3 separate regions of the Homo sapiens genome follow, and all the other regions are linked to region 1. The links are chromatin loops, found by intact Hi-C in ENCODE. Cell type or tissue: IMR-90. All regions are shown on one strand.

The links. Hi-C counts contacts between places; a loop is a spot of excess contacts. Peaks named below come from ENCODE experiments on the same cell type or tissue, not always from the same donor. Only the 100,000 strongest peaks of a DNase experiment are listed, where the experiment ranks them.
Region 2: it touches region 1 in a loop (8-fold over the local background); 37 of 110 quality-filtered maps call a loop at or near these places.
Region 3: it touches region 1 in a loop (19-fold over the local background); 105 of 110 quality-filtered maps call a loop at or near these places.

The regions. Positions count from the first base shown.
Region 1 is chr7:30,980,445-30,988,444 of GRCh38, forward strand. It overlaps LOC105375222 (a long non-coding RNA gene), which reads left to right and starts at 3,380. Exons shown (of 3, transcript XR_927160.2): 1 at 3,380-3,915. RefSeq lists a silencer at 3,255-3,414 and an enhancer at 4,024-4,549. In IMR-90, a CTCF peak has its summit at 3,328 (motif pointing right); a DNase peak (open chromatin) is centred at 3,357; H3K27me3 peaks cover 2,868 bases.
Region 2 is chr7:30,736,697-30,744,696 of GRCh38, forward strand. It overlaps LOC105375220 (a long non-coding RNA gene), which reads left to right. Exons shown (of 3, transcript XR_001745154.2): 2 at 5,059-5,171. Among named protein-coding and RNA genes, the nearest start is that of INMT, 11 kb to the right of the region's middle. In IMR-90, CTCF peaks have their summits at 3,937 (motif pointing left) and 6,882; no DNase peak of the experiment used is centred here; H3K27me3 peaks cover 610 bases.
Region 3 is chr7:31,119,120-31,127,119 of GRCh38, forward strand. It overlaps the pseudogene LOC124901821. Among named protein-coding and RNA genes, the nearest start is that of ADCYAP1R1, 71 kb to the left of the region's middle. In IMR-90, a CTCF peak has its summit at 3,680 (motif pointing left); a DNase peak (open chromatin) is centred at 3,722.

The sequences.
Region 1 (8,000 bases):
GCCAGATTGCATGCTTCAGTTCTGCACTCCCACTAGCAGCTCTTGAGGTCCCTAAGTCCCACAGCCCCACCAACACTTGGCATTACCCAGCTTTGTAATGTTCACCAGCCAAATGGGTGTAAAGTGCCATGGCACTGTTGTCCTAATTTGCATCTCCCTGATATCTAATGGGTGTAAACATCTCTTGCTGTACCCGCTTGCCTTTTGGGTTTCTTCTTCTGGAAATTGCTTGAGTCTCTTTCCCTATTTTCCTCTGGAGTGGAGATGCCTCAACTCCAGGTCTTTCTCTTACGTCGTCCCCATTGTGTGCCCTCCTGGGTCCCAGCATACTGCCTGCTGTCCCCCACCCAACTGAGGACTCCCTTAATGTAACACATCTACATAGTCTGTCCCTCTTCCAACCTCCTTCTTGGCAGCGGGGAGGAGAAGGAGACCCAGGCTCTGTCCGTGGGGACCTATTTATTGACTGACAGTGGTGGAGGGAGATTCCAGTACAGAGAATAGGCCTACTCGGGCTGATCGCCAGGTGCCATTTGCCTTGTCCTGGTCCTTGCCTGGGTGCCTCTCTTCTCTGTGATCCCCTGCATGGTGGCCCTCTCCTCTGCACGGAGGATCTAGCTTGTCCTCCATGGCCTGCCTGGACCAGGTATCTTTTCTCATGCACTGGGAACAGAAGGAGTAGGCATCCTTTACCTGTGCTGGCTCACAAGTGTGTATCTGGTGGACGCAGCAGATGGACATCCTCCTTCCTTACAGTCGTGAGAGTTCCAGGGAATGGAGACACAGCTACATGAAGCCCAAGGCCACATTGTTGCCCATGACGCCCGGCTGCCTGGCACCTTCCTGGTCAGACAAATGTCAAAGTGCGGGCCCAGTCTGAAAACCCATCATATTCAGTCTCAAATCATAAAAGTAATTCATATTCATTGCAGGCATTTAGGAGATACAGAAGGATTTTTTAAAAAATCAATCATCATCTTATTACCAAGACATTCACCATAGATACTTTTGTATGTTTCCAGAAAGATTTTTTTTCTGTGTTTTGGAAGTAGCTTGAGATTATATTTGTAAAATTTCATATGATTTGTATGCATTAAAACAATATACATTATATATAGATGGCCAATAATCACTTGAAAAGATGTTCGATATCATTAGTCATTAGGAAAATGTAAATCAAAACCACAATGCAATATTGTTTCATGTCCATGAGGATGGCTAAAAGGAAAACAAAATAGCCAATAACAAGTATTGGCAAGAATGTGTAGAAATTGGAACCCTCATGCATTGCTGGTGGGACCAGAGAATTGTCAGGTGCTTTGGTAAAAAGTTGCACAGTTGCTCACAAAGTCAAACACTGAATTATTCAGAAAATCCACTCCTAGGTATATAGGCAAGGGAATTGAAGATGTATGTCTACACAAAACTTGTACATGAATATTCATAACATCATTATTCATAGTAGCCAAGAAGTAGAAACAACCTAAACATCCATCAACTTATGAATGAATTAACAAAATGTGGAATATCCATACGATGGGATATTAGCTCCATTATTTCTGTTTGAGGTAATGAAAAGTTCTAAAATTAGATCGTGATGATGGTTGCAAACTCTGAGAATACACGAAAACCACTGAATTGTACACTTTAAAATGGTGAATGTTGTGGTACGTGAATTCTATCTCAATAAAGCAGTTATTAAAAATGAGTAAATGAGTGTTTGCTGGAGAACATTTGCAGACAATTTTTCCGCTACATAATTTGAAAAGTCTATATAATATTATTTATTTAGCCAATAGTTATTTAACATATTTTATTCGTGAAAGTTTCTGTCGATTTTAAAAATAAATATTTATTACAAAAATATTAGCTAGGCATGGTGGCGGGCACCTGTAGTCCCAGCTACTCGGGAGGCTGAGGCAGGAGAATGGTGTGAACCTGGGAGGCAGAGCTTGCAGTGAGCTGAGATCACACCACTGCACTCCAGCCTGGGCGACAGAGCGAGACTCCGTCTCAAAAAAAAAAAAAAAATTGTGATGATAAACTTCCTTGCATACATTTTTTTCATGTATACCTCAAAAAGACAAAAACTTAAACTCCTAGACCTTCAGAATAAATTATCCTAATGTGGAAGAATGTTTGAACCAATGCAATGCACATGATAAGTCTTTTAGTACCTGTTGGCAAATTGCCTCCCAGAAAATTGGTCTAGAGAATTCTTGCACAAACAATATAAGTGTTACAGTTTTTCTGCATTGTTATTATTTTTTGAGACAGGGTCTCACCTGTAGACCAGGCTGGAGTGTAGTAAAGTGATCACAGTTCACTGCTGCCTCAACCTTCTGGGCTCAAGTGATCCTCCCGCTTCAGCCTTCCCAAGTAGCTGAAACTACAGGCATGCACCACCATACTGGCTAATTTTAAAATGTTTTTGTAGAGACAGGGTCTCAGTACATATTGCCCAGTCTGGTCTCAAACTTCTGGGGCTCAAGCAATCCTCCTGCCTTGGTCTCCCAAGTGCTGGAATTACAGGCGTGAGCCAGTGTGCCTGGCTGGCATCATTATATGTTTCTCTGAGTTTTAACTGGTGTTAGCACTGTTAGTAATGGTGTTAGCATAGTGGTGATAGTAGTTAGTGTTAGTTAGCTTGGTTAGTGCTCTTTAATACTAGTTGTGACTAATTTTAGTGGTTAGCAGTTGGTAGAGTTAGTGGCTAGTTAGTGGTTAGCATTAGTTAATGTTAGTGGTTAGTGTTGGTGATTAGTTACCAGTTAGTTTAGCAGCTAGCTGTTAGTGTTAGTTAATGTTATTTAGTGGTTAGTGTTACTGGTTAGTTAGCAGTGAGTAGTTAGTGGCTAGTTAGTGTTGGTGGTTCATTAGTGATTAGTGTTAGTGGCTGGTTAGCAGTGAGTGGTTAGCGTTAGTTAATGTTAGTTGGTGGTTAGTTAGCCATTAGTGTCAGCAGTGAGTGTATGATATTGGCAGTGGCAGAAGCAGCTCACTCTGTGAACTGTCCATCCCTCGCCTACAGGTTTCACAATGGCTGCAGGTTCACCACTTGCTCCCTTTTAGTTTCAACTGGAGCCTCAAATTCCTATCACTTCTCTTGTCTCTCCCATGACAGGGATTCGCAGACTGGGCCTACGATGCAGATTCCTGGGCAGATCCTTTGACTGGCAAGCTCTTCCTCTCTCAGGACTCCAGCTTCCACAACTGAGCGGGGGGGTGGGGGGAGTTGCTCAGGAGATGATGTCTGAGGACGTCTCACCAGGGACACTGGATGGGAAGCAACGAGCTAGGCTGAGAAGCGCAATGATCATCCTGGCCACCAGGTGGCAGTCTAACTGCAGCCAAGAGCCCTGGCTGGGCCGACGGTGCTGCCTGCCTGAGCTGACGCTGGAGATGGACGCAGGACCCCTGCGGCCTGACTGGAGCTCAGCGAGCCGAAGGGGCTGGTGGAGAAGGGGCTGCTGGTCTGGGCAGCCTAGGTTGGGAGGGAGGGTCATGGCGGGAGTGTGGAGGAGCAAGACATCCCCACGCCCCCCGCCCCCTGCCCCAGACCCCAGTGTTGATGAATAAGAAGCGGATTAAGAAGAGTGAGAGCTGAAGAGACAGGAGAATCAGGGACCACGAGAGCCCGTGCAAGATCCGGAGCACAGGGGCTTCCCTGGGTCCCAGGCTTTCTGCAGGACTCACCCCCAACTACCCCGGTGTCCTCCTTCCAGCCAGCCTCCCCGCGGGTCCTGAGAGGAGAGTTTCCTAAAGAGAAGGAAGAAACTCGGACTTCCCTCCTGTTATGTTCGGGCTCCTCTGTGAGAAAGAGGAGGAGAGAGGAAAATGAAGGGCCCATTCTCTGTCCCCAGAGAGCCCCCAGGAATGTTGGGAAGATCTGCAAGGATGAGCCTGAACCTAGAGGTGAGAACTGGTGTGCCGGGCTCAGACTCTCTGGGATGTGGGAGCTCCGAGGACTGGGTGTGAGTGTGGGCAGGAGCAGTCAGGGAAGGCTTCCTGGATGAGGGGACTCAGGCAGGGAGTGTAGACCCTAGAGCCCCACCAGGCCAGGCTGCGCAGTGGTCCCTTTCTACCGTTTGCTGGGCAGGAAGCGGAATGGGGTTGATCTCAGTTTAGAGAGCAATACGTGGAGGAAAGTTCCGGTAGGAGGGTGGTATCGGGCCCAGGCTTCGTTCTCCCCAGGGACTTTCATGACATTCCTGCTAGGGCTCTGGGTCTGCTGGGCACACATTTATCCATGTGGTGAGTGTTCACTGAGTATCTGGGGAACACGCACCTTGCTAGAGTCTGAAAATACAGCTACAAGCAACCCCCAAATGTTCCCCTACACAAGGGGCTTAGGGTCTGGTTGGCAATGGCCAATTTTACATGTCAATATGACTTGGCCACAGGATGCCTGGGTATCCGATTAGTCATTGTTTGTGGGTGTGTCTGTGGCGGTGTTTCTGGAAGGGCTTAGCATTTGAATTGGCAGACTGAGTAAAGCCATGGCCCTCCCCAGTGAGCAGGCACCAGCCAACCCTTGAAGTTCTGAATAGAAAAAAAAAAAAAAAAAAGGCAGAGGAAGGTTGAACTTGAGCTTTCTCTGCCTGGATGTTGAGCTGGAACATCTATCTTCTGCCCTCCAGGATCCTGGTTCTTAGGCCTTCGAATATACCACCCGCCCTCTGGGGTCTCTGGCTTGCAGAGGGCAGATTGACTTCTCAGCCTCCATAATTGCATGAGTCAATACCATACAATAAAGCTCTTTCTACACTGTGTGTGTGTGTGTGTGTGTGTGTGTGTGTGTGTATGTGTGAGGGGTGTGTATATAAAATGTTGGTTTTATTCTCTGGAGAATCCTGACTGATACAGAAGGCATTATTTAGGGCTCTCTGTTGCAGACAACAGGACCCACTCTGGCTGAGTTAAGCAAAAACATGACAAGTTTAAGGACATCAGGTAGCTCCCCTGTCTCTAGGAGGGCCTGAGCTCAGGCCCAGAGGCAGTGCCCATCCCACACCAGGGGGCTACTGTGGCAAATTCCTCATTTCACCACTTTTGGTCATGGACACAGCTGCTCACACCACCAACACCAGGGACAGAATGCCAGAACCACCACATGGCTCTCCTGAAAAGCCAAACTCCTTCCCTGCCACGCTGGCCAAAAATTTGATTCCACCTGGCACCAGCTCCCTCTTATTGCTGTCTTCTGGATCTAAGTCCCACAGAGTTACCCCTGATGGCACAGTCCAGTGACCCTGCCCACTAGCTGCAAGGAAGGCTGGTACAGCAAGCTCAGACCTCTAGCTTGGAGAGGGCCCTCCTACTGTGGCAAGGTTCTCAGGCACAAGAAGGGTGTTCAGAATATGCTGGCTGGCCACAAGCATGACAGATGTGTGGCACCAAGAGGCAAGCACACCATTCAAGCAATCACATAGTAACGGTGACGGATGCAGAAAGAACAGCAAAGTGTTGGGAGAACAAATATCTAGATGACCAAACCTAGACCGGAAGTGTAAAAAATAAAAAGGCTTCCTGGAGGAAGTGACAGCTAAGCTGAGATTGGAACCATGAGAATGAGTTGGCCAGGAAAAGAAGTGGATTAAAAAAAAAAAACAACCAGGTAGAGGAAACAGCACGTGTGAAGGCCCCGAGGTGGGAAGGAGCTCGGCGTGGGAAGAGATGCAAGTTAGCTACTGTGGTTGGATCTTAGGGAGAAAAGGGGAGCGTAGAGCGGGCGGCACCCAGATCACGCAGGGTCAGGAAAGCTATGCTAAGGTTTCATCCCAAAAGGTACTGAAGTGTGTGATGTGACGAGGCTTAGGTGTTTTAAATGATCGCTCTGGCTGGTATACGAAGACTGAATTTCAGGCAGAGACCTCCGCTGGAAGCAGGGAGGCTGGAAATGGAGACACGTACTAGGGTGATAGTGATGGAAAAGATAAGGACCAAGTCCAAAGCTGTCTAACTCAGGGGTGAAACTGTGTGAGAGCAAGAAGACGGACGGAGGCGTCCCACAAGCCTACTGGAATGAGGAGAGACAGAGAGGAGCAAGCTTTTGGGGGAAGAGCAGGAGCTCAGTTTGGGCACATTGGGTTTGGGGTGCACTGAGACAGCCAGCAGGGTGCCAAGGAGCGGGCTGGAGTGAGGAGCGAGGCCCAGCTCAGAAGTGGAGTTCATGAGTGGCCAGTATATTGGTGGCGTTTGATGCCAAGGGCATAGGTGGGGCCACCCCGCAGTGAGAGTGAGGAGCAGGATGAGAAGGGGACTGAGGGCTGAGCCTGGAGGGATCCACACATTCACAATCCCACGGGGGAGCAGGAGCCCCCAAAGGAGGCGGAGCAGGGGAAGGAGTGCTCAGAGAGGTGGGAGGAGAACCGGATGAATGTGGGATCCTGGGGCCCCAACCAAGATTGTCCCAGCGAGGGGCTGCTGAGCCGGCCGAGTGCTGCTGAGCCGCCTTTGTGAGAGGATTTGGAGGCGCAGCTCACAGCGAGAGCGGATTTGGCGGAGGATGGACTCGGAGGCTGGGCTCAGGGGTGCTGAGAGGGAGCGGCTGGGGCAGCCCAGGAGAACAACCCTTTACCGAGGCTCCTCTGGGAGGGCGGGGGGAGCCAGAAGGGAGCGGGAGGAGTCATTTGGTTTTGTTGTAAGAGGACAGCCTGTAAAAATGCTAAGAAGTGGATATGGGAGTCACTGAAAAGTGGGGGGCACGTCATGGAGCGGGGTGGTTGAGAAGGAGTGAGAAGGCAGGTCCTGAACCCAGTGTGGGGGGCCTTGGCTGAGAAAGGGGACTCTGCCCCAGAGGCTGGCAGGTGGGTGTGTGGCCTGGGGGTGGGCAGGAGAGGGAGGCCAACTGCTGGCTCCTGCATTCGTCATGAAGGTGAGGTTCCTGGCCTGCTGGGGGTGGGCGCCAACAGGGGGTGGGAGTGGAGAGCGGGTGGGTCTTGAGAGTGCAGAAGACGGAAGCAGCTGCGGCAGAGGTGGGAGGACAAGCCAGTAGGGAAGAATATACAGTTGCCAGGCCATGCTGGCGGGCCAGCTCCCCCAAGAGCGGAAACTTGGAGTGAGACCACTTTTTCTGGGTGGAATATCTGGTACAGACAAAAGTGACTTGGGCTTATTCAGGGTTGGGTTTTGCCCCAAAGGCTGAGGCACCAGGGACTTGTAGGTGTTTGTCAGAGAGCATTTGTGCAATGCCACAGGGTCCCTGCTGGAGGGTCTGCTGGAAGGGAGTGGAGTATTCGGTGCTAGGGCTGGGTGGGGGTGCAGAGGAAGAGTTCTAGGAGGACAGAAGGGTGTGGTCAGAACAGGATGCTTTGCAGCACAGCTGGTGTGACTTCCAGCAGTAGCATGGGCTCCATGTTGGTGTGGGAGGGGGTGTCTGCTGGGGGTCAAGAAGGTCCCTGAGAGAAGGAAGGGCAGGGACTGTGAGGTCAGTGGGTGACAGACCATCAGCCTGGGCACTGCTGTCACTCAAGACAAAGGCTGGGGTTGAAGGGCAAGGATGACTTTCGAGCCAGAGCCTCCAGCCATGAAGGTGGGGAAGGGGCTGCAGGAGCCTGGGGGTTGCAAACAGGAGGCTGGGGCAGAGGTGGGATGCAGGGAGTGAGGAGGGGCAGACCAGAGGGAGAGTCCAGACAGGGCGGGGTGGAGAGGACTCAGGGTGCGGAGCAGGAACCGAAACCCCCAGGCACTGGTCCCCTGCCCTCCGGAGCCTGGGCAACCAGTCCAGCCATCCTGCTATGGCTTTGCCCTCCCAGCTTTGGGGCTGCCAGAGGCCCTGGCCCTAGAACTGTTAGGAACAGGGCTGCCTTTGGGGCAGATCCAGGCTTTGGAAACCAACAGGAAACTGCAGATATTATTATTTTTTTTTTCTGACACTCTGTTCTGCCTCATCTGTGTGACTCTCTCGTGTGGATTTTTCTCTTCTGGCTTGCTCTTGCACACTCTCTGTCTCTCTGCATCTTTCTCTTTTTGAGGCCCCAGATTTTAGCTGTGGGGAA
Region 2 (8,000 bases), 240 kb before region 1:
CAGGTCGTGGGAGGGACTGGTGGGAGGTATTTGAATCATGGGAGCAGCTACCCTCATGCTGTTCTTGTGATACTGAGTTCTCACAAGATCTGATGGTTTTATAAGGGGCTTTTCCCCCTTTTGCTCAGCACTTCGCCTTGCTGCCATCATGTGAAGAAGGACGTGTTTACTTCCCCTCCTGCCATGATTGTAAGTTTCCTGAGGCCTCCCTAGCCATACTGAACTGTGAGTCAATTAAACTTCTTTTCTTTATAAATTACCCATTCTCAGGTATGTCTTTATTAGCAGCGTGAGAATGGACTAATACGCTGAGGGCCACAGGGTTCCTAAGAGCCGCAAGGAAGGGAACAAGTCCCACTGTGAAAGCGCTTATTTTTTAATAGACTTTGTTTTTTAGAGCAGTTTTAGGTTCACAGCAACACTGAGTGGAAAGTTCAGAGATTCCTCATATGTTCCCTGTCCCCACCCCCAACTATTCACATCCCCCACCAGAGTGGTACATTTGTTATAATCAATTAACCTATGTTGACACATCATTATGACCCAAACTCCATTGTCTACACTAGGGTCCACTCTTGGTGTTGTTCATTCTATGGGTTTGGACAAATGTATAATGTCACATATCCACCATTGTGGTGTCATATAGGATAGTTTCACTAACCTAAAAATAAAAATCCTCTGTGCTCCACCTGATCATTCCTCCTTCCCCCAAACCCCTGGTAACTACTAATCTTTTACTGTCTCCATAGTTCTACCTTTTCCAGAATGTCATATAGTTGGAATCATAGAGTAAGCAGCCTTTTCAGATCAACTTCTTTCAATTAAGAAAGTTTGTTTCCTCTGTGTCTTTTCATGGCTTGATAGCTCATCGTTTTTTTAAGTCCTGAAAAATAACCCATTGTCTGGATGCACTATAGTTATGCATTTATCTGGGCAGTCCCAGATATCCTGGTTGCTTCCAGGTTGTATCAATTCATAAATACAGATGCTATAGACATTTGTGCATGAATTTTTGTGTGGACATGAGTTTTCAACTTCTTTGGGTAAATACCAAGAAGGAAGAGAGGGGACAAGCTCCAGTGTGTAAGCACTTTTCAAACCTCTGCTTGCATCACTTTTGCTAATGGCCAAAACAAGTCATGTGGTCAAGTCCAGATTAGGAACAGGGAGATGGTGGAGAGAAATAGCTCTACCTCCTAATGGAAGAAGAGGCAAAGTCATATTGCAAAGACTTGTGCCCACTGGAAAGGGAAGAATCTGTGGTCGTTTTTGCAATCGATCCCATTCTGGTACATGCTTGCTTTTTGAAGTCTTGATGTTCTGCTTAAAGCATCAAGTTGTTACATCATGGCCCATTTGCGATATAAAGAATAAAACAAAGCTATTGGACTAGATGGCTTCAGAAACTGCTTAGTTCAAAAGGTGAAGTTTGCAGCAGCAGAAGTCTATAATAAGTTTCACATATTCAATTTATTTATTCAACATGTACCATGTGCTAGGCACTAGACACAACCACAAACAAGGGAGAGCAGTTTCCTGCCTCAGAATTTCTATGTCACTGAGAGACAGAAAATAGAATAACATGTGAGATGAAGGAAATAAATGGGTGATGTGATAGTGAATGGAGAAAGAGAGGGGGAAACATCTACTCTATGTGGTAAGAGTAGGGATAGGTACCTTTTGAGCTGAGATGTGGAATATGAGGAGGGAGCCAGGAATGGAGGCTGCTAAAAAGGACCTCCCTTCTCTTCTGCTTTCTCTTTCCCTTCTTGTTTCCTGTCATCATCTCTCTATTTCTAGATCAGTGCTTCTCAGACTTTAATGTATGTATGAATCACCTGGAGAGCTTGTTAAAATGCAGATCAGATTCAGCAGGTCTGGGCTGGGACCCGAGATGCTGCATTTCTAATAAGTTCCCTGGTGATGCTGCTGCTGCTGCTCCTTGGACCACCCTTTACACAGCAAGAACCTGGAGGTGGGGTAGGTGCTGAGGCGAGATAATAGAACCAGAATCAGGGCAGTGGCGGGGCGATGAGGGCCACTAGGTGGATTTGAGAGCTGTTTAGGAGGTAATGTCAAGGCCTGGGGAAGCTGGTGGTGCAGACCAACGGTGACAGAGGAAGAGGCTAGGGTGGCAGTCATGTGTCTGGCATGGATAAGGGTTGCACAGGAGTGTCCTTGCTGGGCTGGGGAGAGGGGAGGAGAAGCAAGGCTGGGGGACCAGGAGATGGGCAGTGTGCCTTTGGACCTGCTCAGTTTGAGGGTCCTCGGGCTAGGCCAGTAGAGGCAGCTGGATACTGTAGTGGTGGGGAGAGGACAGCAAGTAGGTCTGAAATACAGAGCTGCTCTATAGATGAACTTCTAGAAGGAGTGAGTGATTCTTGGATGCTCCCAATGACATATCAATAGAGGCAGCACAGATGGCTCCGTCATGGTTCAGAAGACCTTTTCGAATCATTCAGGAGCCTAGGCCCTGAAGGATCTAGGACATCAGGGATCATCGGTCTACACTCAGACACCTTATCATACAGTCCTGCTTTACTAACAGTGTGAAGCCTGGGCTGGGGGTAGGTGGAAAGGAAGTACTTTGTGCTCTGTTCCCTTGGTACCCAGAATGGGTCTTGGATCAGCAACATCAGCATCCCTAGGGACATTTCAGAAATGCAAATTATTTGCCCCCCTCAGATCTGCAGATTCAGAATCTGCATTTTGACAGACTCCCAAGTAATTCGTGAGCTCAGTACAGTTTGAGAAGCACCAGCCCAGGCCAGCAGTTCTCAATCTTCCATACATTTGAATCACCAGGGGAGCTTTACAAGGTGCTGATGCCTGGGTGGCATCTCCAAGAATTTCTGATCTAATTGGTCTGGGGTAAGGCCAAGGATTCAGGACTTTTACAGCTGCCTAGGTAAGTCTAATGCATATCCAGGGTGAAAACCCCTGCCCTGGCACCACCCAACCTTTGACTGACTACAGCTGGCGATATTGAAGGTGAATGACATTGTAGAAGTAACTTTGCATCTTTGGGCCTCAAGTTGGAAACCTGCAACCCCTCTAACTACCCCCATCCCCATTCCCATGTGCCTGGTGGGAGCCTGGAGGAGGGCAGGCAATGTGGGAGGGTTCTGGGCAGTCCTAGAAAACTCAGCCGTAAAGAGCCAGCTGGTTCTTCACACAAGCAGCTGCAAGCCCCCCCACCAGGCCCCTACTGCCTGCCAGGCCAAGACAGGGAACTGCCAAGGTGAAGAATCTGAGAGGGCATCCTTAGTCCTTGCCCTGGGAAGTTCTAGCTGGCAGGGAAGACCTTCAAAGACCAAAGGGAAGAAAGCCCACCACGCCAGGGTAAGAGAAGGAGTGGGGATATTTTCTGGGTAGAGTGCCCAGGTAGGTCTTCCTCCCTCTCTCACCTGGAGAGAAAAGCTGGAGAAATTAGGTGCCAACTCTAGGATGTGCCCAGGAACCTCATTATTTCAGGGAAAATTCAGATTTTAAGATGCATTCCTTTCTATTATTCCTTGCTACTCAAAGCGTGGTCCCTGGACCAGCAATGTCAGCGTCACTTGGGAGCTTGTTGGGAATACAGAATCTCAGCCCTACTGGCTCAGATGTACCGGATCAGAATTCAAAGTTTAGCAAGATCTCCAGGTGATGCACAGGCACATTAGTTTGGAAAACCTTGCCTCCTGGTCCCCAGCTGAAATACAGTGTCCAGGACCACGAGCCAGGTGGGTCCAAGCTTCTTAGCGGCCCTGCCTGTCGAAAGGGTTCCAGGTTCCTCCCGGTGGGCCGGCTCATGGTTCCTCTGCCTGGTTAGGCCTGGCAGAACCTCCATGAATCAAAAGGTGGCAGGAAATGGACCTTTCTCTCCCAAGGAGGATCCACACAGAATCTCCTTTCCAGCCTCCGCCTGCTGCTTCCTGCCCTGCACTGCCCTCTGGTGGCCATGGAAGCCATTGCCACCTGGCATTGCCCCCGTCTCCAGCAGATCCAGGACCCAGGGATGAAAGTCTGTTGCTTATGGTGGATGGACGAAGACTCGTCATTGTCCTCTGATATAAGGCTCAGGGACCCCAAAAACATGATGGAGGCAGTTTGAAAAGCACTGAGCTTCAGCAGCAGGATGGCAAATGTGCCTGGGGTGCTGGCTCAACCCTTCTCCCCATCACAGCTCTTTCCTGTACCACTTGCTGGAGTCTGTTCAGAGGTGGGGCATGGGCTAGAGAGGAGGGGAGGAGTTCTGTGTTGCAAGGACTTGCAGGTAGGAGGTTGCTGGACTGGTTCCGGGAGCCCTCTTGGTGTGTACCGGCCCTGAGGCAGCAGCCAGGGTGTGCAGGGCCTCATGCACTGTTGCTGGGCTGGGCCCTTATCCCCGCGGGGCATGGTGTAAAGCAGGATACAGCCTGGCCTGCACCGGCTTTGGAAGGTTTCTCTGGGGAGAACGGACTGGGGTTGGGGACACTGGGAGTTGAAAGACCTGTGAGGGGTCATGCCACATTTTGGAAAGTAGTTGGGGGCTTCATGTAGGCCTGGCCTGGTTGGAGAAATGCTGATGCCCTTCCTACATCCCAGGGAAAATGAGGAAACCCAGTGCTAAGAGCTGGCTGGAACTGAGCTGGCTGTTTGAGTAAGAAGAGATGTACGACCTTGTGAAGGTCCTTCTAGGGACGTGGCCCCAGGCCTTCCCAGAGGTCAGAGGCCCCAGGTTCTCGACCATATGGATGGACAGCCTGAGTCCCGGCTCTGCCCTGCTGGTCAGCCTCAGCCGACCATTTCCTGAGGCTCCATCACCACCAGATCCGTCGTAACCTGGACAGAGCCCAGGCTCCAATGCTGCCCCTGCCACTGACCACTTAGCACTCTGGGTGGGGCCAGTCCCCTCCCCTCCCAGACCTCGGCTTCCCCACCTGCAGGAACAGGAGCTTGGCCTAGAGGTCTTCTAGCTCTCACAGGTGCCTTTCCACTTTAAGAACCTGAGATCCTGTTCCTCTGGTGGAAAAACCAGCCTCCCCAGGACCTGTCCCACACCCCAGCCAACAGGACATTTCATGTCTGTTGCAGATGCTCTTGCTGCCTCTTCCCATTCCCTCAGCATGCTGGCTGAACTTCCCACAGCCAGCACCTGTGAGTCTTCACTCGAGGCTTCTCTCTTGGGCTGCACTGTCCAAATACAGGTGAGTTGGACATGCTGGGGAATTAACGCCCCTCAGGAGCAGCCCTCTGTCATGATGACAGGAGTCGGTGGGCAAGTGTTGCAGCTCCCGGGGTGGGATAACTCCGAGCCATGTGCTCTACGCTGGCCCCAGAGCCCCCAGCACAACGGCGTTCCAATTGCCCACAGCGGTAAGGGTTTGATGACACCCTGTTTGGCTGCCTGCTCTGCTTTCCTTCCCACGTCCTAATTGATGTTTCCTGGGATCTCCCTCCAAATCAACTATCAGCACTGAAATCCTTGTCTTAGAGTCTGCTTCTATGGGAATCCAAACAAAGATAGTATCCAGCTAAGTCACTTTTTGTTCATGATCTTTGGTATGGGGTAGTGTAAGGGACAGACCCCTAGGCGGGGTGCTGGGGGAACCCTTGCTTTTCACTTGTGACCTTGGGACCAGGTAACAGGAATGAAGAGGTAGGGCTGAGACCTGACCTGCTTTTAGGGGGAGCTGTGGGGCAAGACTGTAGATGCTCTGGTCATGACTTCCCCTCTCGGTCAGGCCCTCTTCTGCCAGGCTGGCCTCAGACACTGGGGCCCTTGCAGGCAGCCACAAAGCAGATGCCGTCGTTGATGGAGCATGTCTCAGAGCAGCTGATGGGGCACACCTCTGCACCTGGCAGCCAGCCTCCTGCATGGCCTTCTCCACCGTCTCCTTCTCTGGGTGGAGCCCAAAGAACTTCTTGGAGCCTACCATATAGTGGGAGTGCAGGGCAGCCATGGTGACCAGGTTCCCATCTGCTTTCAGCAGGCTGGCCAGCCTCTGCAGGGCTGCCCAGTACATGTCCACATCAGGACAGGCACTCTTCAGGGGACACCTGGATTGACCCCAGTGGATGCAGCTTGGTCATATCGCACTTCAGCAACCACGTGACTGTCCAGCAAAGCTGGTTCTCCTTCTCATGCCACCTGCTTCTATGGAGGAGGGTCACAGAGATGACATAATGATTGTGATAGCAGCCCCTCAGCCCTCACCACCACCCTCTGGGCAAAGCCTGTGACTTATCCTGTTCAGCAACTCTTTGAGCGAGATTATTATTTTCCTCATTATACAGATGAAGAAACTGAGGCATAGACTTGCTCACGTCTACACAGCTGTAGGTGACAGTGGATTCGATAACTCCCCTTCCCCTCCTCCTGCGCCTCTTTCTTTTAAACAATTGAATAGTTTTTGGTATATTACATTATTAATTTCATTAAGTAGTAAACTATATTACAAAATTGGCCATTTTGATCAAAGTGTATGGTTCCGTGACATTAATTGCGCTCACACAGTTGTGCGCCCGTCACCAACTGTCTTTCCAACATTTTTGCATCATTCCATATGTAAACCCTGTACTCATTAAACAGTAACTCCCCATTCCCCATTCTCCCTCCTGGCAGCCCCTGGTAACCTCCAATCTACTTTCTGTTTCTGGATTTGCCTATTCTAGACGTTTCATGTATGGGGAGCCTACAGTATTTGTCCTTCCCTGTTTGGTTCATTTCACTTAGCGTAACATCTTTAGGTTCAGCCATGCCGGAACTCCCTGCTTCTTGAAACACACTCTTTACTTGGCTTCTTGAGGCACTTCACCCTCGTGGTTCTCCCTTTTTCTGTCTCCCTGAACACCCTCCTCCACTCCCTAGCCTTAGAACACAGCATCTCCTCCCCATCCACACTTAGCCACTTGATGGCCTCAGCCGTCCACGGATGACTCCCAGGTCAGGCTCCAGCCCTGGAGTCTCTGGGAGGCCCAGACATGCACAACCAGGGGCTCCTCCGTGGGTATCTCCACTTCAGTGTCAGGCAGGTGACTCCAACACATTGCCCAGGCTGAGAAGTCAACATCTGCTGCCATACCTGCTCCTTCCTTGTCATTTCCCTCCTAATACTGGCAACTCCATCCTTCTTGTGGCTGTGGCCAAAAACCTTGGAGTTGCCCTTGACTCTTCTCTCTCTCTTACATCCAAACCATCAGCAAATCCTGTTGGCTCCGCCTGCAGAGTGATTCCAAACTCCAGCCACCTCCAGCCCCTGCAGGCCTCCTGCTGTTGGCTCTTCCCTGGAGGATGCCAGCACCTGCTGCTGCTCTGCCCAATGCTGCCCTCGCCTCCCAAGGCCTAGCATGATGAACAGTTCTTTAAGAAATGTAGAGGCTATCATGCCATTCTCTTCTCCAGTGCCTGGGAGATCCACGGCACCATCCTCCCTCCTTACCGTGGCCCTCAAGGCCCCACAGGATGTGGTCTCCGCCTCCCTGACACCTAACTCTCCTCCTCACTCCACCCCTCGCACAGCACCCTTTTCACTGTCCTCGACACACGGGCGGCTCCCCGCCACCACTGGGCCTTTGCCCTTGCTGCTCATGCTGCCTGACACTCCCTTTCCTCGGGTCTTTATGCCTTTTCTCCCTTCCTTCGCTGGGACACCACTTGGAGTGCTCCTCGGAGAGGCCCTTTCCCACCATCCCACCACCCACAGTGCCCCACCTCGCTCTGGCAACTCCTACAGTTTGCAGTGCACACCCTGCCCAACTGTGCATGGCGGCCCTAAATCATCTGAGCTGTAGTTCTTGCTATTACTACTGACTGGCTGTTTGACCTTACCTGGGCTGGCCTCCTCTCTCCCTGCTCTCTTACCTGAGCCTCAGTCTCCCCTTGTGTGCACTGAAGGACTTGGTGATAGTCTCTACTGGCTCACCCCATTCTGATACCCGAGGGCAGGGATTTGTAAACTAAGCTATGTGGTTTGCCTTTGGATATCCATGAACTCTGTCAGTTTTGTGTAGAAAATTTGTGTGTGTTTGTGTGT
Region 3 (8,000 bases), 140 kb after region 1:
TTGCGAGTGAAATTTCTAGAAGCTCATGGAAACCATCCCATCCCATATTGCAAATGCAAAAGGAAAAACAGTTCTCATAGAATTAAGAGTACTCTGGTCATTGTTGTTCATTTGGTCCTGCAAGGTGTTAACCACCTTCACTTCCCATGTCACAAAATTAGCCACAAGAGGAGCAGGTGGATCTTGTTCATTATGAGGACTGGTTGGCTTTTCAGGTACGTCGGATCCTCTTCAATCAGGAGGTCTCAGTAGGAACAAGACCACTGCAGTCACCAGCCAGGCCATCAAGATCATAGTAGCGCTGATGCCATTATCATCACAGGGTCCTGGTCATTCTTGCAAGCATCTGTCTCTGTGCAGCAGAGTTGGGGCTGCCACAACAGACTGGTCAGCCTTCTCATCGCATATTCATGAGAACATATTCATAGGGATCAAGCTCACTTTCTGCCATGATTATCCAGCTTGATTTTACTTGACTGTTTAAATACTTCTGGAGGCTGGGAAGTCCAGGATCAGGGAACTGGCAGATCTGGTGTCTGAAGAGGACTTGCTGTCTGGTTCATAGATGGTGCCTTCTCACCGTGTCCTCATAGAGTGGAAGGGGCTGTCTTTTTTATATTTTAGATATATCTTCTCTATGTAACATATTGATGAAAAATTTATTTTAATCCCAACTGATAGCCTGTGTTTAGATGGGCATAATTAGTCTATGGTTATTCACTGCGACTGAGGACATTTTGAGCTTATTTCATGACCTTACAGTCTATACGCCATGCCTTTGTTTCACCCCCTACCTGCTCATCTGCTCTCTCTTTTTTTTTTTTTTTGCCTTCCATTGCATTATCTTATTTCCCTTCCCTTTCTTTTACTGATATGGCAAATATACATTCTATTCTAATTGTGTTGTTTACATTTACAATTTTAACAAAATACCTAATTTTATGTTTTTCCATAAAACTTGAAAGTTGATCATCCTTCTTTCCTTCTCCAAAACAAGATACATACTTAAGCATGTGTAACTTTCTCCAAGATTTACATTTGCAGAATCTGTTATTGTTGTCTACTCTTTTAGACATACCTTATTTAAAATCCTAAATATAGTTCCTACAATTGTTTGTAGTTTGAGCTTATTGAGCTCTATCAATATACTTCTTTGCTTAAAATATTTGATTTCCAATCTTTCCTTCTTGTTGAAGTTAATCTTTTGAAGTAGTTCTGTGTAGGGGAGAGCACTCAGTCTTTATAAGATTGAGTTCAGAAAGTGGCTGTGTATTTTAGTTGGGCAGTTATTTTCTTTCAACACTTTTATACTGTGATTGCTACTGACATTTATTGTTTTTGAAGATAAAAATAGCCTGACACTTTTTTTCATTCTTTGGTTGCCTTTAAGCTTGGTCTTTATTATTGATGTACAGTTTCATTCTTACCCTGTTTGGCACATGTTATACTTTTGCCAGTCTGTTAATTCAAGTCTTTAGTTCTGGAAAATTCTTTACCAGAATATATTTGAACGATGCCAGTTGACAACAGAAATCCAGAGTGTGGATGTAGGAGGAAAGCCAGGGGAGTGTAGTGACAGGGAAGCCAAGAAAGGGTTTCTAGGAGAGGACAGTCATCTGGATCAAATGCTGCTAATGGTCTATGAAGAGTGGAATAGAAACCAGCAACTGGCTGAGAGGAAGGTGGCTGGGTCATCTCTTGCCCCAGGCTTGAGAGGGGAAGGCTTGAGGGCCTCCATCCTTGGCTTTGACTGGGCACCCCCAGGACTGTCTACAGCCCCATCCCTGTTTGGAACCTGACACTCAGCTTGGAGGAGAGGTCTGCATGCCCTGTAGCCTGTGTGAGACCCAGGCTGCACTGAGCCTCTTGGCAACACCAGGCCTGAGTTTGGGTCTGGCCCACAGGACAATGTTATAAAAAACAGAGTAGCTTTCCCCAGGAGGATCCGGGATTCATTCTGGCTCCCCAGGGCTTCTAGACCTAGAAGTCATCTGAAGTGGTGAGTCGGGGAGCTGGTTGGTCCTTTTGCAGTCCTCATTTATCTTTGCAGTTAGGGGCAGGCTTCACACCTTCAGGAACCAAGGGGCTACTCTCACCAAAGCCCAGACCTCATCCCAGCCTGCCCCATGGCTCCAGAGCTGGCTGAGAACCAGGCAGCGGAAATGACTGGGTGGGGAAGAGCTGGCAGCTGGCTCAGAGCTGGATAGCTTAGTTGGGAGTCTTCTGTTGCCCCTAGAATCCACTGGGACTGGCCCCAGGGTTGGTAGAAGCCATGGAGAGTTCTCCCATGAAAGCCCAATCCTCATCCTCATCCTCACTTCCTGGGAAAGGAGTAGGCAGGTTCCAGGCCTCACACTTAGGCCCTGGAAATGATGTAGTGGCAATGGAAAGGCCCCTCCCTGGGAAAGGGACCTGGCAGTTTGCAGTCCTTATTTGCTCCCAAGAAAGAATTTTGCTGGAAAGGAGTCCTCCCACCAGAGTGAAAGGGATACAGAGGAAAGGATTAGGTTGCGAAGGGCATGATTTATATCTTTGGGGGGAAATTTAAGGAAACACTGCTCTCTGTCGCCCACTCAAGCAATCAAAATATCAGACCCAGCCCTGGTCCTCAGAATGTCCCCATCTTCAGCTTTGACTGGCCCCCCAATGACTGGCTAGAGCCCCATCCCTGATTGGAACCACACACTCAGCTCTGAGGAGAGGTTTGCCTGCCCTGTGGCCTATGGGAGACCCAGGCTGCACTGAGCTTCTCAGCAACACCAGGCCTGAGATTGGGCCCAGCCCATGGGGCAGTGTGAAAGGAAAAGAAATCTCAGGATCAAATCAGTAGGCCAAAGAGAAAAGTGAAGTTGGGAACTGGGGGCAAACCTGTCTCTCATTTTATTGCTAAATGAGATAGCTACAAAGATTAAAAAAAAAAATCCTCCCTCCCTCCCTCGCTCACAATTTGCCCACTGGGAAATTCCTTCTGGGACCCAGTGTCTCAACCCTGAAACAGTTCTGTTGAATTTCACCCCGACAAAGTACACTGATAGCTTCTCTTCATAGGTACGGGACAAAGAACAGGACTCAAAGCCATCCCTCGGCTCCCCTGAGACAAATGCATATCTGATTGCTTCCTCTGCCCTATGTTTATTTTATCTTAGGTAAAAGTGCAGATCCACTGAGCTAGATGAATTCATAAGTGACTGTTCCTCTACCCCTTCTGGCATAGAGAAAAGCTGATCAAACTCAAAAGAATGCGACTGTTTGCCTCTTATGAACTCACACCTTTTAAAAATGTCTTCCTCTTCCCCCAGTAGCTACCCTTTCCCCTCTAAGTATTGAAGTCCTCAAAATCATCTTTGGAGAAAGGCACAGACCTGTCTCTCGGGCATGAATCCTTAACCTTGACAAAATAAACTTCTAAATTGAGACCTGTTGCAGGCACCTTTTGGTTTACAGTAGCAAACCTGGAAGCACAGAAAGGCAGATCCCAAGCAGAGGAACACTTACAGCGGGCCGTGACCCAACCACAGTCACTTAGCCTGAGTGGCGGGTGAGGCAGCAGACAACAGAATATGTCTGGAACTCAGAGCCACTCCTCCCCCAGCCAAGCTGCCCCTCAACAAGTTCCCCATCTTGGCTTCTTAGGGCAAAATTCAGCGTCTGGGTGTGCACTGCCCTCTTCTGGTCATTTGGTTGGTAACACGAGCAGCCAAGAGCTCCCCTTTGGAAATAGCAGGAGCTCTTTCCAGTTCCGATTTTTCTGCCAACCAGGCTTGTTTCCACACAATGACTCATAAGTGAGATAATGAAGGGCAAGAACAAGTTAAAATATTTACTATAATTTACATTTGGAGGAAAAACTTTAGTCTTACATTGCCTGTAGAAAGAATGTGTCCTACAGAGGATTTTGCAGTGGTTTAACCCTTTATATTTTTTTGATAAAGCACACATTTACTTTTTTTTTTCTGATCATACAGAAAACTTATTTATTGAGACCACATAAATATAAGAAGCATGGCTTTGGTGTCATTTAGAAAGTGAACATGTGTCTAAGAATTTTCACACTAGATTGTAAACACTAACATAACTGATCTATCCATCTTTGGATTTTCATTGAGATATTTACTAAGTCCATCATCCGATGCTTTTGAGGACATGAAAGTTAAAGAGATAAGAATCTTGATCTCAAGAAGCTTTATTATTTTTAAGAATGTTAATAAAGACTCTAAAAAGAAGGCAAACAGGGAAATGCATCCTCCCCAAAGCTGCTAGTGCCAGGACTAGGCGCCTTCCCCAGTCCAGCGGCTGCAGGTTGGGTTGCTAAGAGCTTACCCTGCCCTCTTCTGCAGACAATTGCTGGCAGATTTCTGAGGGGTAAGACTACCCCCTTCACCTTTCTCATCCAGGGTGGCCGGTAGCCAGTGACTGAGGGATGTAGGGGTAACCGCCCAGCCGCCTTGCCTCTGGTTGGGACCACCTCTGTGGTTGACATCAGTGGCTCCTGCTGGATCAGCATGAGGCTGATTCTGCTGAGGTCTGGCTCCTTCCTCCACCCATCCCCGCTTCCTCACTGCCCTTCAGTGTCTCCCCATGCACTCCTTCTGTAAGATCCCTGCTCAAGGATCTCTACTTCAGGCTCTACTGCTACAGAATCTAGACAAAAACATGTGCCATCAACAAGGCCCAGAAAAGATAAGGTCCAGTTTCAGGATTAGGGAAAACTTGCCTTGAAGGTCAGGTTAGATCTAGGCATGGAAGAACTGTTCATCTAGCCTACTGACACTTATTGACTGAGTGCCTTCAATGAGCTGGGCACTCTTCCAGGCCTTGGGGCATAGCAGCAGATATGACAATCTTGTTATCGCTGGCACAATAATTCTAGCAGAGAGGGAAAGAAACAGGAAACAAATAATGGAGAATAAGATGAATTCAGTTAAGTTCTTTTTTTTTTTTTTTGGAGACGGGGTCTTACTCTGTCTCCCAGGCTGAAGTGCAGGGACTGGACCACAGCTCACTGCAGCCTTGACCTCCTGGGCTCAATTGATCCTCCCACCACCTCCTGGGTAGCTGGGATACAGGTGTGCACCACACCACACCTGGCTAATTTTTTTGTTTTTTTTTTTTTTTTTTTTTTAGAAATGGGGTTTCTCCATATTGCCTAGCCTGGTCTTGAACTCCTGGGCTCAAGCGATCCACCCACCTCAGCCTACCAAAGTGCTGGGATCACAGATGTGGCCACCGTACCTAGACAACTTATGTTCAATAGTGAAAATAAAATATGGCAACCAGATACTGTCACCAGATCCATTTTCCTACAATTCTCCAAAAATTTACCCTTGAGAAATTAGGTGATTCATTTATCTAGTTATAACAATTGGAACCTTTCTCCTGTCATAATTCTTCATCTCTGATGGTACTGGCTCAGTCAACGTCAACTTCCATTGAGTTCCTGCTGAGGATACTCACTTTAAATCATGGCATTGACACCAAACTTATTCTATAGTCTGTATTTGGGGTCTGGCACAGTGGCTCACACCTGTAATCTCAGCACTTTGGGAGGCCCCAGCAGGAGGAGCCCTTGAGCTCAGGAGTTTGAGACCAACTTGGGCAACATAGTGAGACTTCGTCTTTACTAAAAATAAAAAAAAAAATTAGACAGGGGTGGTGGTGCATGCCTGTGGTCCCAGCTACTTGGGAGGCTGAGGTGGGAGGATCACTTGAACCTGGGAGACGGAGGCTGCAGTGAGCTGAGATCGCACCACTGCACTCCAGCCTAAGTGACAGAGTAAGAGTCTGTCTCAAAAACAAAACAAAATGAAACAAAGCAAAGCAAAATAAAACAAAAAACAAAACCCAAAATAAACCAAAGTCTGTAGTTGGGATCTTGAAACATTCTCTGGGCTTTCCATGTAACATTACAAGCACTGAAGCATGTTGTTTGGGTTCTGGACTCACCGCAGAGAGGCAGCCTTCTAAAGCAGCGGTTCCCAATCTTTTTGGCATCAGGGACTGGTTTCATGGAAGACAATTTTTCCAGGGACTGGGTGGCAGGAGGATGGTTTTGGGATGAAACTGTTCCACCTCAGATCATCAGGCATTAGATTCTTGTAAGGAGAATGCACCTAGATCCCTCCCTGTGCAGTTTACAATAGGCTTGAGCTCCTGTGAGAATCAAATGCAACTGCTGATCTGACAAGAAGCGGAGCTCAGGCGGTAATGCTTGCTCATCTGCCACTCCCTCCTGCTGCGCAGCCCAGGTCCTCTGGTCTAAAGGAAGGCAGCCAATACCTGTGACTACCCAAGAGATGCCCCTGGGACAAAGGAACTGTGCCTTTGAGAGAGCCCAGGGTTGACGCATCCTGCATAGCTGCTCTCTTGATTCCATTCTCCATGCCAATGTCCTGCAGCCACACTGTCCTTTGATCCCATAAGCCTTCCTAAGGCCTACAGCCTCAGGAGAGAAAATGTCCTTTTTTTTTTGACCTATAAGCCTGGTGGCAGGCATGTATTTTATTCATCTTCCTATGCCTCATGGGCACAGCAAAATCCCATTACACAGGAGTTAACCAGTGAAGTTGGTGGAAATAAGTGAACTTCAGGGTCCTCCATAATGCCCACTTGCCCTTTTCCTTCTTAGGATCCCAATAGCCAGGCCAGAATCCTGTCTCTATTAAACAAGCCTCTAGCTTTCCAGCCAGTGTGCCTTGGCTCAGCCTGTTCTCCCGCTCAGAGGCTGCCTGGTAGAACAGAAAGGAACCCCAAAGTGTGTAACTTAGGGCAAATGGCTTCTCCATAGAAATCTTGCATACAGTGTCCAGCTCCTGTCAGTATACAGTAGGTGTTCAAGATACTTCATTCTCTAGCTTTCCACATTACAACAGACCAAATGTTTGCGGCCCCCTCCCCACCCAAATTCGTATGTTGAAACTTAACCGCCGTTGGATGGTATTAGGAGGTGGGGCCTTTGGGAGGCAATTAGATCATGAGGGTGGAGACCTCATTAATAGAATCAGTGCCATTATAAGAGAGATCCGAAAGAGCTCCCTTCCTCCTTCTTGCCATGTGAGGACACAGAGAGAAGACGGCCATGGATGAGCCAGGAAGTGGGTCCCCACCAGACACCTTGATCTTGGACCTCTGCAGGCACCTTGATCTTGGGCTTCTCAGTTTCCAGAACTATAAGTGAAATTCTGTTGCTTATAAGCCACCTGTTCTCTGGTATTCTTTAAAGCACCCTGAATGATATCCATCTTCCACCCAGTAGACTTTTTTATTTTACTTTTAAGTTCTAGGATACATGTGCACAACCTGCAGGTTTGTTACATATGTATACATGTGCCGTGTTGGTGTGCTGCACCCATTAACTCGTCATTTATGTTAGGTATATCTCCTAATGCTATCCCTCCCCCACTCCCCCAACCCCACCACAGGCCCCGGTGTGTGATGTTCCCCACCCTGTGTCCAGGTGTTCTCATTGTTCAATTCCCCCCTATGAGTGAGAACATGCGGTGTTTGGTTTTCTGTCCTTGCGATAGTTTGCTCAGAATGATGGTTTCCAGCTTCATCCGTGTCCCTACAAAGGACATGAACTCATCCTTTTTTATAGCTGCATAGTATTCCATGGTGTATATGTGCCACATTTTCTTAATCCAGTCTGTCATTGATGGCCACCCAGTCCACTTTTGAAAAGTCTTCCTCTGTTCCCATAACCTAGCAGCCCACCTTGCAAATCTCACCTCCTCCAAAAAGGCTCCTATGATGACTCTGATGCAGACTCACCTTAGATTCGAAGTTATTTTTCTCTAATTTGTGTGGGATAGGATCTTCCTAATGTAAGACTTAACAACTCCACAAAATTGAACATTCCTTTTTTTAACACTTGGGTTGTCATTAGGGATTTTCCAAATATTCTGATCCTTTTCTTTCAGGGAACAGAGTTGGGTGACTTTGGCCCAAGGTCGCTGAAGTTGGGTGTGACCATGTGGCATACAGTGGTCAATGAACAGCAGGAA